Linked DNA regions of Mus musculus: region 1 is linked to region 2. Evidence: chromatin loops called from intact Hi-C (ENCODE). Cell type or tissue: heart. All regions are shown on one strand.

The links. Peaks named below come from ENCODE experiments on the same cell type or tissue, not always from the same donor. Only the 100,000 strongest peaks of a DNase experiment are listed, where the experiment ranks them.
Region 1: it touches region 2 in a loop (2.8-fold over the local background); 3 of 42 quality-filtered maps call a loop at or near these places.

The regions. Positions count from the first base shown.
Region 1 is chr5:111,321,269-111,329,268 of GRCm38, reverse strand. No RefSeq gene overlaps it. Among named protein-coding and RNA genes, the nearest start is that of Pitpnb, 5.4 kb to the left of the region's middle. In heart, a CTCF peak has its summit at 3,245; no DNase peak of the experiment used is centred here.
Region 2 is chr5:110,777,518-110,785,517 of GRCm38, reverse strand. It overlaps Pus1 (pseudouridine synthase 1), which reads left to right and starts at 4,922. Exons shown (of 6, transcript NM_019700.4): 1 at 4,922-5,278; 2 at 5,621-5,831; 3 at 7,767-7,904. The coding sequence starts at 5,199. It overlaps Ulk1 (unc-51 like kinase 1), which reads left to right. Exons shown (of 28, transcript NM_009469.3): 28 at 1-1,029. It overlaps Gm15559 (predicted gene 15559), which reads right to left. Exons shown (of 2, transcript NR_152254.1): 2 at 6,258-8,000. Gm26515 (a long non-coding RNA gene) reads right to left here and starts at 5,625. Exons shown (of 2, transcript XR_389515.4): 1 at 5,363-5,625; 2 at 4,454-5,012. In heart, no CTCF peak of the experiment used is centred here; DNase peaks (open chromatin) are centred at 4,897 and 5,687; H3K4me3 peaks cover 2,136 bases; H3K27ac peaks cover 2,137 bases.

The sequences.
Region 1 (8,000 bases), 540 kb before region 2:
GTTTAGAGAATAAAAAGTAGGAAGGGACTGAAAATGTAGCTCAGTTTATAGAGTACTTGCCTAATGTCCTAGCAGTGAGTTCAGTCCTTTTGATTTTTTTGAGGCAGGGTTTCTCTGTATAGCTCTGGCTGTCCTGGAACTCACTCTGTAGACAGAGCTGGCCTCGAACTCAAAAATCCGCCTGCCTCTGCCTCTGCCTCTGCCTCTGCCTCCCAAGTGCTAGGATTAAAGGCGTGTGCCACCCCGCCCAGCTTGAGTTCAGTCTTAAACACCACAAAAAAGCCAAAATTACATGAAGCACCTATACATATCACATGGTAATAGAAGGTTTTTGAATGAAAACCATATAAAAACTATCAGGGATCAGCAACAGTAAATTAAAAAGGAAAGCCAAAGAGAGGTTGAAGAGATGACTACTCTTGCAGAAGACTAGGAAGCCACCTGTAACTCCACTTCCAGGAAATAATACACATAACTTTTTTAATTTCATATAGTTCTTAAAATTGATATATAATAATAACTTCATTTCTCCCCTCCCTCTCCTACACTCCCATGTCTGACCACATTCTTCTCTCCCAAACTCAAGGTCTTTTATCACTATTATTACATATAAATGAATGAGCATATAAACACAAAGCATTTTTTTTGGCCGGGCGTGGTGGTGCACACCTTTAATCCCAGCACTTGGGAGGTAGAGGCAAACTGATCTCTGAGTTCAAGGCCAGCCTGGTCTACACAGAAACCCTGTCTAGAAAAACCAAACACATACCTATACATCATAATACATATGTACATACATGCAACCTGTGAGTCAATTCAGTGTTGCCTGCATGTATAAGTTTTTAGGGCTAACCACTCAGTATTAGATAACCAGTCAGAGGTCTCTTCCTAGGGAAGACTAATTCTCTGTTTGCTTCTGTCTGGAGTGCAGTTGTTAATTGCCCATAGATCTTCATCTAGGGGTGTGGGTAAGATTTTTTTCCATCTACCTTGGGATGTCAAGTGTCATTGGAATTGTTCCAGCATTGTTAAGGCAGCCAGGTTGAAATTTAGGAGAAGGCACGATCTCAAGCCAACTTTCTGACTTCAGCAATCTTCCCACCACCCCCTTCTATCATGTTCCCTCGGTATTAAAGGAATTGAAAACCTGGGCCTGAATCCTGGCTCATTGACTTCAAGATACCTGCAGTAAAGAATCTTGCAAGAATTGTGTTGTCGCCAGGGACAGCGGTGGAGTACGCCTTTAATCCTGGCACTTGGGAGGCAGAGGAAGGCAGATTTCTGAGTTCAAGGCCAGCCTGGTCTACAGAGTGAGTTCCAGGACAGCCAGGGATACACAGAGAAACCCTGTCTTGAAAAAACAACAACAAAAGAATTGTGTTGTGGGTGTATCAGCATGTCAGTGCCCTGTGCATATTGACCACTTGTGACTTTCTGTAATGGTCTCCTGCTGCTGTAAAAAAAAGGATCTTCTTTGAATAGGGGTGAGATATGTACTCTTATCTGCTGGTATAAGGATAAGGACTTAGAACGCAGTTAGGGATTCTGCAGGTAAATATAGAGTGGCAGTTGTAGTCTCCTCCAAGATCCATTGCTCCCCTAGCCACGTGGAGTTGGCTCTGTTTCCAGTACCAGCGTCATTTCCTTCCTGTTAATCGGGCCTTTGTCCAATTAGACTGTTGCTGGTTACTGTATTCGTAAGGAACAGAACTGATAGAATAAATATATATGAATAGTTGTTCAGACCGCGAGGCTGGATGTCTCAGCTGGTCTTCAGAATCTGTCCTAATCCTGAGGTATGGCTCCAATGCTAGTGAATGAGAGCCAGGGCAAGCAGGCCAAGAGGAAAGCTGCTTTTCTCCTTGTCCTTTATGTGGGGTCACCAGGAAGTGTGGCCCAGGTTTAAGGTAGGTCTTCTGACCACAAGTGATCCACTTAACTAAAATCCCTCACAGGTGTGCACGGTGTGCAGGTTTCAAAACCTACTGTAATAAGGCTTCTCAAAGACGTCACCCCCCCTTCTAGCTCACTGTCGAAAAGTAAGGGAGGGAAGATGGTAACTAGGACCAGGGCATGTGCACCTGTTTAGAAGTAGGTCTTTGGGGGTGATCCCCATCTCCATTCGTCAGGATACCAAACACAGTCAGCAGCGGTGGCACAGTCCAGCAGAAACAGCCAGGCCTCTGCTGAATTGGCACAAGTTGGAGGACACCACTAAATCCAGCAGGGGCACCAGAAGTTCTCTACAGCACCTCTCCCAATGAAGTGAAGATCAGCAAAGGCAAAGACCAAAGAAGCGTTGTAAGGCTGTCTATGCAAGTGTGCAATAGCTGTCCGTCGGGTCCTATTTATACTCCCTCCAGACATCACATGTCCTCCCGTGGATCTTGCCTTAGCAAAACACCATATGAGTCTGTATCACATGACACTACCAGAAATGTCCATGTCAACAGTGACTGGGCTCTTAGTTAATTCCAAATGTAGTAAGGTTGACATCCAAGAATATCCGTTGAAAGTCCACCTCTTGTCCACTTGACACACAATCATGTCTCCTTACACCATGCTTAATTTCCAAATGAAAGCAACCAAGCCACAATTATGCCTAACACAATATAACTGCAAACAACCACAAATGCATTATATATTTTAGAATAGGTGGCAGTGTCTTTTGAGGGACTTTTTTTAGTATCTCAAATCTTATGAGTATGATAGCAGAACAGAAAGAAAGAAGAGAGAGAGAGAGAAAGAAGGACATGACTGCCCCTTTGTATGGTGGTGGAGGAGGTTTATTATAGATTAAGGAGGAACATAGTCAGAGGCAGGGATGTCTGGGAGATTCCAGAATGAACATAACCCTGAGCTGGTTCATGTGAGGAGAGCAGGAGGGGAGAGCCAGACCAAAAGCTGGGGGAAAGGGCAGCCCAGCCCCTGGGCTGGAGAAGTTTAAGGAATGGGGTATGCCAGCCATGTCCTGTAACAGGTAGGAACTGGGGATGTTAGGGGAACCTGGTAGCCAGGTCTGCTTTGATATGTCACATAGGTACCTCAACCATTTGTCCAGGGTATGAGACCTAATGATAACTACTGATAATTATCTCAATTAATGTTGCATTATATGATAAGGAAATTAAGGAAAAAGAACACACAGATCTGCACAAACACAGTTAACAAGATAGAAACACTCATGTAAATTTGGATTTCTCTGGTAATTTGTTATCCCTTTCTTAGCTTGTTGCCTTAAGGGCATCAGAGCTCCCCCTGTTGAGTGGAATGTTTGTTGTCTTTCCTGGCAAAGTATTCCCACCTCTAGAACCAATACTTCTAGGTCTGCAGAACTTGTTTAAGTTAGCAAACACAGGAAACAAACGTTTTCCCAGTGGGTCAGTGAACATGAGTAAAATCCCCTTCCCCCCACACACCCTTTTCATCTCCTGATTTATGGAGGGTTTCCATTGCTATGATCAGATACCATGACCAAAGCAACTCTTATAGGGACAGCATTTCACTGGAGCTGACTTACAGTTCCAGGTGTTCAGTCCATAATTATGATAAGGCCAGTGATTTCATGAGCACGGCCCCACTGATAAACTTCTTTGAACTGTCTAGTAAGTTCCTTGGTCAGAAGCAGTACTGTGCAGAATACCGTGATGGTGGATAAGGCATTCTGTAATTCCATGACTGGTAGTGCTGGCAGAAGCATTACATTCAAGAAAGGCAAGCCCATATTTAATTTATCTAGTCTAGTAAAGACAAAGCATTTTGCTTTCCACAGAAGAAGTCGTCCAACATAGTCAACCTGCCACTAGGTCACTGGGTGCTCATGGGCAATTGTGCCTTATCTAGGGCTGAGTGTTGTTCTCTGCTATTGGCAGATCTGGCACTCATTAACAGCTGTAGCCAGAGCCTTGGTAAGTGGAAGTCCATGTTGTCGAGTTCATGTATAACCCCCATCTCTGCCACCATGGCTACTCTGTTCATCTGCGCATTGGGCAATAACAGGGAATGCTGGGGAAAGAGGCTGACTGTTCAATGAACAGGCCATCCTATCTACTTCATTACTGAACTCTTCCTCTGCTGAAGTCACCTTTTGATGATCATTTACATGGGGTACAAGTATTTTTACATCCTTTGCCAATTCAAAGAGGTCTATCCAGATACTTCTTCCCCAAATGTCTTTCTCACCAATTTTCCAATCATGTTATTTCCAACTCCCCAACCTTATCCAGCCAATCCATTGGTTCCAGACCGTGAATCAGTACATGTCAATCTGTCCATTTCTCCTTTCAAGCAGAATGTACAACCACATGTACTACCCAGAGTTCTGCCCAGTGTGAAGATTTTTTCCTTCACTGGCAACTTTCAGGGATATCCCAGGGGTTGCAATGATTTAGCTATCCACTTCTGGGTGGTTCTTGCAAAACATGTAGAGCTACCACCAAACCAGGCCCTTGTCTTCTCTTCCTCAGTCAACCTATCATAGGGTACACTCCATGAGGCTGTAGGTGCATGCTTGGCAGTAGACCCCATTGGAACAGGAGTAGAAAACAAATTGGGCAACTTCTTCCTGTACCTTGCTTTTGCCCTCAGGACCTGCTCAGGCATGACTACATTACATATCCATTTGATAATAGATAGCTGATATGCATCTCCTACTTTATGAGTCAGATAATACCTAGCTCATGATGGACAGACAGCTCAGGCCACAGGATAATCTGGTGGTGACCTATTGTCAAAAGTTCAAGTTTTCACTAAGGCCCAATAGCAAGCCAAGAACTGTCTCTCCAAGGGAGAATGGTTGTCTGCAGGATGGTAAATCCTTGCTCCACAATTCCAAGAATCTCCTTTGTGATTCACCTATAGGGACCTACCAAAGGCTCTAAATAGCATCCCTGTCTGCCACTGCTACTTCAAGTACCATCGGGTCTCCTGGATCATACCATCCAAGTGGGAGAGCAGCCTGGACCTGTTGAAGAGTCTTCTCCTGTCCTGTGCCCTACTCAAAGCTAGCACCTTCCCTTGTCACTTGGTAGATGTAGTCAAACTGACAACCAAGAAGAGCCATCAGTATTTACTGCCATGACATTGCACATTTAGGGATACCTTGCCCGTTAGTCCTTGTTATGGTTCAAAACACCAAAGCTCGGTGGGTCTGTTGATTGCTTTCCTCTCTTAGGTGCTTGCATGCCTCATTTCACTACAGTGAAACCTAATACTCGGAGGGTAAGCTTTCAGGTTAGGTCCGGCTCACATATTTTGTCCAAAGCGCATAGGTGACGTCTTCAGCAATAGAGGCTTACCTACAACTTCTAGGAGGCAGCCAAGGGCAATAGCAAAAGGCTGTATTGTTGCAGGGGTCGAGGGGAGTCTCTTGTGCTCCCCTGACAATTCAAAAGGTTTCTCATGCCAGGTCCTGAGTGTTTTATTAGACAATCTATGGCTCTTGGTAGGAGTATTCTCACCCTAACTGGGGTAGGTTGACTTAAGTCACTTATATGTATTATATTATACATGTAACAATTCTGTGTCTTTTTTCAAATGTCCTTAGTAGGTATTTTTGCTCCTCCTCCTTCCCTCTCCTGTATTGTTTGTTGCCCATGGTCCCTCCCCATTTAAAGCCCCCTGGTTTTGGTTTTTCCGTTTCTCTCTTCATGCCACCTGTACCTTCCTGATGTTTCTCTCTCTAGAGCTCCCTTCCTCTCCTATGGTTCCTTTTCACTTTCCTGGTCTGTGGTTACTCCAGGTTATTTACTGATCTGAAGATATGGATGTAGAAAACACAGGTGAGAGAGAACATGGGGCGCTTGTCTTTCTGGGTCTGGGATATAATATATCCCAGGTTTGTCCATTACCTGCAAATTCCGTGGTTTTCCTTTTCCTCTCTGCTGAATCCTATTCCATTGTGTATGTGTAGCACATTTGCACCATCCCTCTGAAGGACGTGTACATTGTTTCCATTTCCTGAGAACCGGTACATTGTTTCCATTTCCTGGCTATTACTCCAGCAGCCGCCAGGGAAAGGCTGAGCAGGTGTCTGTGGAGTTGGATGTGGAGTCTTTCACCAGCAGTATTGCTGAGTCTTATAACAGATCTAGGTTTTTTGCAGGTTCTTCCCAGGGCTTTCCAGAGTGGCTGACTTAGTTTGCATTCCCAACACCAGTGACTGAGGTTCTCTCCCTTACAATCACAGCCCTTTTCAGTTGTTTTGTAGCCCTTTGCCATTCTGACTAGGGATGAGATTAAATCCCAGAGTTGTTTTAATTTTCATTTTCCTAATTGTTAAGGGTGGCAAACACTTATTGAGATATTTCTTAGCCTTTTATTTAAAATTGGATTGCTTTCTTAATTTTTTTTAGCTCTTTATATATTCTGGATACTATTCCTCTGTCGGATGTATAGCTAGGGAATATTCTCTCCCACTCAATTAATTGTTTCTTTAGCTGTACAGAAGCTATCTAGTGTGAGGAACCACTCGTTAATTGTTGGCTTTGATTCCTGGGCAAATGGAATCCTCTGCAGAAACTCCTAACTCTTCAAGCCTATTTATGATTTTTTACATTTATTGACTTGCATATGTTGAACTATCCCAGTATCTTTGATGAAATTTCACTGTGAATCCATCTGTGCCTGGCATTCTTATTAGTTCGAAGGGTTTTTATAACTGCTTCAGTCTCCTCGTTTCTTTCTGTGTAGGTTTTTGGTCTCTGCTTAGTTTAATCTCTGTGGTTTGGATGAACCTAGAATTTATCTACTTCTTTTAGATTTTCCAATTTAATGGAGTACAGATTTTTAAAGTATTACCTTATAATATCTAAATTTTCTTGGTGTCTGTTGTAAAGTTTTCTTGTTCATTCCTGAATCTGTTAATTTGGGTTCTTTATTTCTTGGTTAGTTGGGCCAAGGGTCTGTCAATCTTGCATATCTTCTCAATGAACTAGTCTTTAAATTAATTCTTTTTTTCTATTTCATTAATTTCTGCCTTGATTTTTGTTATTTCTAGCCATCTACAGGATTTGAGTTTGATTTGTTCTTGTTTTTCCAAGGTCTTGATTTGCATCAAGTAATTTATTTGTATTCTGATTTTTTTAAAAGAAAATGTATGTGAGTACACTGTAGCTGTACAGATGGTTGTGAGCCTTTATGTGGTTGTTGGGAATTGAAATTTGGACCTCTGCTGGTTCTGGTCAATCCCACTCGATCCAGCCCAAAGATTTATTTATTATTATAGATAAATACACTGTAGCTGTCTTCAGACACACCAGAAGAGGGCATCAGATCTCATTATGGGTGGTTGTGAGCCTCCATGTGGTTGCTGGTATTTGAACTCAGGACCTTCGGAAGAGTAGTCAGTGTTCTTACCCGCTGAGCCATCTTGCCCACCCTTGATTTGATTTTTTTTTAATGTAGGCACTTAGAGCTAGGAATTTCTCTCAAATGGATGCTTCCAGTGTGTCCTAATAGGTTTTGTTGTTTTAGTTTAGTTCCAGGAATTTTAGAAAATTCTTTCATGATTTCATCATCATCAGTAATTTTTTTGTTCACTCTCTGTGAGTTGTGGACTTACTAGAGATTTTTTTGCTGTTGATCTTAAGTTTTATTGCATTATGGTCAGACAGGATGTAGATTCATTTTGTATCCCAGGCTGTGGCCCATTTTAGAAAAGCTGTCCAGAGCCACTGAGTAGGATGTATATTCCTTAGTGTTTGGGTGGAATATTCTGTAGCGATACCTGTTAGATCCCTGTATGGTATCATTTAATTCTATTTTTTTTATCACCGTTGTTGTCCAGTGACCTGTCTGTCGGAGGAAGCTGCGGATTGAAATCACCTGCTATTGGGTTGGTGTTAGTCTTTGTTTCCACTTGTATGTTTTGTATGAAACTGTATACACTAGGGCTTGATACACAGATATTTAGTATTATAATGTCTTCTTGGCTAATTATTCCCTTGACAAGAATAAAGTGTTTTTCTAGTATGAAGTCTGATTGTCAGATATCAGACTAG
Region 2 (8,000 bases):
AGCAACAGGCTTGCCTCCTGAGGGAGAGATAGTCCTCACGTTTAAATGTTCATTAGGGACAGACAGTTCATTGTGTGAAGCACCACCCATGCTTGTTAAAACTCCTCAACTTCCACACTTTACTCCTAAGATGTGTCTCCACCCTCCCAACTCAGTTTTTGTTCATAAAAGGAAACTTCAGATGTTTAAGGATTGAAAGGGCGGAGGCAGGGCAGGCCAGGTATCACACTGGATGTTGTCCTTGTAGGAGACGGTGCCCGCTGTGTGGCTGAGGCTGTAGCATGTGCCAGAGCGAGTGTGCTGCTGGCTATCTCTATTAACTTTCCCTGGAAGGGCGGCAGAAAAGGCAGTGCCCAGGTGCCGTCCTCCCTGTGCAGTGGAGGTGTGGGTGAAGAATAACATATGCAAACATGTCCCCTGTGGAGCTTTCCTGTCAGTCTGGCTCCTGTGCTTGGTGGCCTTCAGGATCTGTGCTGAAGCTCGTCTTCCAGGCTCCAGGGTGGACACATGCTAATACCTTCCCAGCCTCCCTGACCTGCCAGTCCTTTGTCACGGCTCTGTTCATGCATACTTGAAAGTATCTGAGTGTCCACAAGCTGATGTGGGGTTTCAGAGTTATAGGCCACACACACACACACACACACACGTTTTTCTTTGCAATACTTGAAATATTGCCACTGTGCTTGGTTGTACAAGAGTTGTACAAGAAAGCAGATCTCTAAGACCAGTCTCTTCCTTAGTCACCCTATGACCTCCCTTGCATGTAACATGTTGTATTTATTGCTTTGTGGCCAACTGGAACCCAGAGCCACCAGGGAGGCTAGTGCAGGGATTCCTGACCCACCACCTGGTTCCTGAAAGGCTCCTGGGTGGCTGTGTGTGTGTGTGGCTGGCTGTGTGTGGTATGAGCCAAACCTGCTCATGAAAGCAGTGCTCAGGCCTGTCAATTTTAAGATGAATTTTGTGAGTCTCCCCCTTTTGTGTTTCACTGTGTCATATCAGTTTAAGAAAATAAAAATTGGAATTATTTATGTGGTGTCAATTTCATCCTGGGGTGCCACTGTCCCTCCAGGAGCCGGGTGTGCCTTCAGGTCTGTCTGGGCAGGTTGCCTGTGTCCCCCAGCCAGATTGAGTCCAGTAGTACTTCACGGTGCCGGTGGTGTGGTGGCTTGCTCAGCACCGGAAGCAAGCCTCAGTTTGATCCAGGGATAGCTGGGTGGGTTCATTGTATCACCCAGGAAACAACAGTTCCCACTGGGTCAGGTGAGGATCCAGAGAGGGTGGGGCAATTCTCCAGGCCCCCTAGAGTGGAGCATCATTGATAATGAACCTTCCCCATTTTGAGAGACAGGGTCTTTGATTCCTAGGCTCAGATGATCTTCTGTTCTCTGCCTCAGACTTCATAGCAGGGACTGTCGGGCACCCCATTGCACCTGGCTTCACTTGTCATTTTATTCTAAACTTTAGCAAGTATGCTCTGAGGTGCAGTTTCCCAGCACTAATCTTCTATAAACCATTGGCCACTCTGTATGCTTTATTTGTTCCAATCCTCTGTGCTCTCCAGCCCCTTAAGTCAGGCTCTCTATAGTCTAGGCAGGCTGCAAACATGCTATGTTCAACAACCAATCCTGCTTTTAGGTGTTGGAATCACAGATGTATATCACTGTGCCTGGTTTTACTTTGCCTATGCTACACACATTTGGGTTTTTTGTTTTTCTCAGAAAACTTCCTTGATCTGCCTGTGGTTCCCTTTGCTTGCTCTGGCATTGGTATCCCAAGCAAACATCTAGATGTAATGCTTTCATCTTACATCTGTATTATCTTCGCAGGATAAAAATTATTAGGTATAGTAATACCTATATATCATAGTAAACTAATCCAAGATATCACATGTTCATGGAGTCCATGTTTTATTTTTATGCCCTGTTGAGACATTGTTTCAGGTGTCAGTGGTTAAAAGGTTTTATTTATTTTATATATAGTAAATACACTGTAACTGTCTTCGGACACACCCACCGCACGAGGACTTCAGATCCCATTACAGACGCTTGTAAGCCACCGTGTGGTTGCTGAGAATTGAATTCATGCATGACCCTTGGGAGAGCAGTCAGAGCCTGCCAGATAGTTTAACTCACTAGCTGTGGTTGGCTTTGAACTCCCAATCCTGCCACACCCTGCCCAGTGCATGGAATGCAGGCATGGTGTTACCACGCCTGGAGCAGTTTTAGGTTTATAGAGAGACATGGGGAGGTCCTGTTTTTCCTTCTTGCAGCTGATAATTCTTGTTAGCATCTTTGGGTTTGGTGCTACAGTAGACCAAGAGCCTCACGTGCTATGCGAGTGTTTCACTATTGTGCTATATCTGTAGACCCTTAACTATTTTGTATGTGTGTGTGTCTGTGCACTTAGGTGCAGGCACTGGAGAAAGTCAGGAGAGGCTGTTGCATCCCTCTGTGCTGAAGTTAAGAGATTTTTATGATCTGATGTGTGCGCTGAGGTCTGAACTCTGGTCCCTGTGATGAGGCATTTCGCTGTCCCTTTCTATGAGACAGAATCTGGTGAAATTTATGCTGGCTTTGAACTTTTGATTGTTCTGCCACAGCCTCCCCATTACTAACCTGACACCCGCGCCACCACACCCAGACAAACCAGGATACTTGAACAGTGATGTGCCACTGTCACTGCAGTACAGAACTGAGTGCTGTCTTGTAACTCCCGTTCGGCCTGATCATTCTCTTGAACCCTGACCCTGGGATTTCTTTAGAAAATATTGAACATCTATGTTCATATGACTGTGCTGGGGTGGATACATAGTGGAGTCCTGGAGTGGACCTGGCTGACTGGTTGAGGTACAAGGTTCCCTGCGACCTGAACAGTGATCAGAGTGACTGTGAGGCAAGGAGGCGGTTCAGTTCTACAGAACTCAGTAGCCATTGTTGGTTTGAACTTCTGGAGTCTGACAACACGTGGTTTCTTTTAGGCATGTACAAGCATGGCACAGTTTGATGAAAATAATTCTGGTGGTAATTGACGCAAATCCACATGTACAACAATGCATACATAAAGCTCCTTGAGTAACAAAGGGAGCTAAATACAGATAGGACATGACTACATTGAAACTCTGTAAAGTCTATACTGATAGGTTCTATAGATTGATGGAGAAAAACAAATTTACGACAGGGGTCTGGAGAAAGGTGCAGTGCCAGAAATGTCTGTAGCACTTTTACAGCACAAAGGTGACTCAGCCTTCTGGGCAGAAAACAGGGTTTGCATTTCCTTCCCTTGAAGGAATAACCATGCGTGTTTAACTTTCTGGATTCTGCTAGTATTTATCTGTGAGCACAAAGACCTTCATGCCTCCCACATCTAGGGACCTGCATGGTTGCTTCCATGACACGCTCATATCAAAGGGAGAGGCCACACCTAGACAGCAGACACACACATCAAGGCTTTCTGTAGCAAGGTGAAGGAAGAGATACTGGGGTGGAAGGACTTTCCGTGGGGGCCCTTCCCCAGTACGTGCGGAACCAGGGTGGAGTGAACTATCTGGAAGTCTTCAGCACAGGCAGTTCCTTCTTCCTGTTAGCCCTTCTTCCCCAGGTCCCTTTGTGAGGCTTTGCCTCCCAACGCCCAGTGGGATCCCAATTGAATAGGGATCACAGCCAAGACCCATAAGGCTACTGATTCCTGGTTTTGTTTCTACTACTTTCTGTTACCAGACATCCCTGTGGTTTCCCTAACTGTAGACTCCAGAAGTGTCAATGCTGGCCCCTATTACTCTACCTATAGGAAGGAGCAGGTTCTGAGCTAGGTTGGCCACACTGTGGCACACTGCTGCCCCTGGGCCTTTGCACTGGTCCCTAGTCCCCTTGGATTATGTTTTTCCCCCTGCATACACATGAGGCTCCCTATCCCATTTCAAGCTGTGGTCACCTCAAGTCATGGTCCTCAGAAGTGTCCAGCCCAGTTCCCCAAGTCTCCGTGTGTGGCTTTAAACCTAATGAAGCCAAGAGTCTGAGCAGGGGAGTATCCCGGGTCAGCCAGATGGGTGTAGGAAGGACGAGCGGCTGCAAGGATGGAAGCAGGGATTGGCAAAACTCCTCATCTCTGGAAGAGTGACAAAGGTACATACATTCTCAAAGGTGAGAATGCTCAGGGTGAATCAGACAGCCTGAAAATGGGGGGAATGAAGTCACAGAGAAGGAACTGGGGCTTAGGTGCCCATGGCTGCATGTCCAGGTTTCATGTTGTTTGTGCATCACTCTTTGGCAAAATTAGAAAAATAAGAGTAACGTGTGAAGTCAGATGTGGTGACTCACATTTGTAATCCCAGCTCTTGGGAGGCTGAGGCTGGAGGGTTGCCAAAAGTTGGAGGACAGGAGCTGTGTATGGTGGTACACACCTTTAATCCCAGCATCTGGGAGGATATATACGAGAGAGATTTCCAGGCGGGTCAGGGCTACATAATGAGAAGGTTTTATGTCATTAAACACAACAGCGTCCGGAAATTGGAGCAGCTTCTGGAAATAACAAATGCTGGGAAACTTGATGGTCCACACACCACAAAGCCAGTGGTGTAACTGCGAGAGCATCTGTGACCTCCCAATGCCAGGGTTGGTGCCATGGGCCAGGCAAGGGCCTGCTCAGTAGCACTGAGTCGGTGCTGGGACTATCTATGCATCTGCAGTTATTACCTGCTGAGTGGCTCCCTGGTGCATTCCTAACCTGCACATTTTAATGAGGTTGTTTCACTTTTCAAGCCACGCCGACGTAGAGCCTTTCCCCTCTCTGGAAAACGGCATCTAGACTGGCTTGGATCCTGGTGGGAAGCCCCACCCACTGGGTCCACCCCGCTAGGCGCGTCCCAGAAAGACTTTTGTCCGCCTTCGGCCGCCTTCCAACGTTGCCCGCTTCCGCCTTCGTGCACGTGGTCAGCTTCGGGGGTTCCGCGGCGCCGTGAGTGGGTCCGGCGGGACTTTCCTCCCTCCTCGAGCGCGCCGGCTGCGCGATCTCTAAGGACGGGGTGGTGGTGTTGGATGGGGGTGGGCAGGGGCTGCGGGGGTCACAGGTCAGCCTAGGATCTGGGGCGCCGCAGGGTCAGAGCCAAGACATCTGGAAGACAGGGCAGGGATTTCGGGGCTGCAGAGTTCGGAGGGGATCGCTGAGGTCCGGGGTCGGTGCCCGCCACCCCGCAGCGCATGGGCTTCCCCCGCCTGTGGGCCGCACTGCTGAGAAACTGGGGACGGTGGACGGCGCGCCCAGGCCCGCGCGTGCCCGGGTAAAGACTTCCGCGACCTCTGTACTGAGACCTCTGTACTGAGAACCCAAGACTGTCCTGAGCTGTCTGCCTCTCCTTGCTTACCTGTGTCTTGTTTCCATCGCTGCCTTGTACTGCCCCGCCAGAGCACTGCCTCCCTGTGTGTCCAGTTCAAACTCCGCCCGAGTTGCCGCTGTTGTCCAACCTCAGTCACTCTTGTCATTGATGAACCAGGCTGGTTGGTTTGTCTTTGGGCAAGGTCTTTCAGAGACCGCTGAGGCAGGCAGAGCAGGGTTCTGTTTTTTTTTTTTTTTTTTTTAAACCGCTTTTACCACCTTGGTCACTCATGCCTGTTTTTCTCAGCCTGCCGCCTATGGCTGGAAACAAGGTGCCACCAGCGCTGGCCTCACACCAACCGGACAGGAAGGGCCGAGGTGGCTGGGTCTGGGAGGAGACGGAGCATCCTGCAAAGAGGGTCAAGGGCGGCGAGGATGAAGAGCCCCCACGCAAGCTGCCAAAGCGAAAAATTGTGCTGCTCATGGCCTACTCGGGCAAGGGCTACCACGGCATGCAGGTGAGGAGGGCTGCGGCTAGAAGCCCCTACCTGAGGCAGCCCTTGGTTCCCTGATGCTACTCAGAGCCAGGCCCATCCCAGGAAACAGTAAAAAAAAAAACAAAAACAAGCAAAACAAAAACCAAAAATCCACAGAATCCTCCGTAAGAGGTTTGGGTGGTTTTCTTCCACTATGGGAGCTGATTCACATGTGACCTTGGGAGCAGTGAGTCTTCATTGTTAGGGTGCTGCCTGCACAGTACCTGGGGAACTGTGTGACATGGGCAGATTTACTGAATGTGGGGACCAGATTGCTGCCAGGTGCTACCTGTTCAGCATCCTGAGGGGCCAGGGGCAAGCTAGGTTCTCTCTCTTATGAAAGCATCCTTCCCACCCCCAGTGTGGGTAGAATCTTGTTCATTCTTGTCACCTCTGCTGTTGACATTTCCTTTTAAAAAAAAAATTGGATATTTTATTTACATTTCAAATGTTATCCCCTTTCCCTGTTTTCCCCACTCCCGGAAACCCCTATCCCATCCCCCCTGCTTCTATGAGGGTGTTCCTCCACCCATCCCACTCCCACCTCCCTGCCCTCGATTCCCCTACACTGGACTGGAGCATCTATCTAGCCTTCATAGGACCGAGGACCTTTCTTCTCATTAATGTCTGACAAGGCCACCCTCTGCTACATATGCAGCTGGAGACATGTGTACTCCTTGGTTGATGGCTTAGTCCCTGGGAGCTCCAGGAGGTCTGGTTGGCTAATATTGTTCTTCCTATGGGGTTGCAAACCCCTTCAACTCCATTGTTTGAATTTGTAATTTTCTCTAAGACAAATTTGAACCTTTTAATTTCTTCGGTGTATATGGGTGGTTTGCCTGCCTGCTTGTCTGTGTGCTGTGTGCACGTTCTGCTCACAGGCCAGGAGAGGGTGTACCATCCCCTGGGGCTGGAGTGACAGGCATTTGTGAGCTGCCATCTGGGTGCTGAGAATCAAGTCCAGTCCTCTAGAAGAGCTGCCAGTGCTCTTAACTGCTGAGCCGTCTCTCTGGTCACTTTCCCCACTTTTTAAAACCTTGATCTTGAGCCACAGGGTGGAGTTCGTTGCTGTGAGGTGTCCAACCAGAACAGTGGCTCCGGAACGGAGTCTGACCAGACATTATGGTGACTTTGAGAATGAATGACAGCGGTGTCATGTAGCCCGACTGGGATGGTGCTGCATAGCCGGTCTTCCTGGCATCCGGGAAGTTGCTGCAGGAGGATTGCCAAGTTCAAGGATAGTCTGGGCTACAGTCAGGCTTTGTCCCTCTCCAGTGAGAAACACATAGGCTTCAGCAGTGAAACTCAGCGTGCCTTCGGGCTGGACAGGGCTTTCACGTGGCCTAGGCTGTGGCATTCCTGAGGAAGCGCAGACTGCACTGCTTCTGGGGCGACTGGTCTGCTTTTGGGGAGTGGTTCTGACAGTGCGAGTTTTTTGTTTTTTTTAAAGGCTCTCTTTTCTCAGTAAATATCCTGTTTATCTCTCTTTACCCACTTGAGGTATGACAGAGATGCCCGTCTCACGTTGCTAAGTGAGGCTTGTGTTCACTTTTTGTTCTGGTCTTTTTATGTCGCTTGGGAAGTGTTCCTGACTTCGTCTGTGGCAACGGGACACAATGGGTAGAGCAGGCTATGAAAAGACTGTCTCAGCCAGGGAGCGTGGTTGAAGTGTTCACATGCCCTGCTATCCACGTGGGAAGGTTTTTCCCTGAGAGTCTTGGACCTAGTCTCTATTGTGAGGATTGGTGGGATGCTGACGTGGTGTCTGACCTCACGGGGTCAAGGACACCATAAACATAGGGTTAGGGAAGGCTGAGAGGCACAACGCTGGAGCTGGTTGCAGAAGTGATGGTCAGCTTTCTGGAGTGCATCTGTCCTGAGAGCTCATGAAAACAGGTTATCCCCTTTTTTCTTTAGAGGAATCTGGGGTCCTCCCAGTTCAGGACCATCGAAGATGACTTGGTATCGGCCTTAGTCCAGGCAGGTTGTATCCCTGAAAACCATGGCACAGATATGAGGAAGATGTCCTTCCAGCGGTGTGCTCGAACAGACAAGGTATGTGTCCTACTTGCCTGCGGCTTCTACTGTCCCATGGTCTCAGGGTCCACCTGTCAGAAGGGATCCTAGCCAGGTGGTCATGACTGTTGAGTC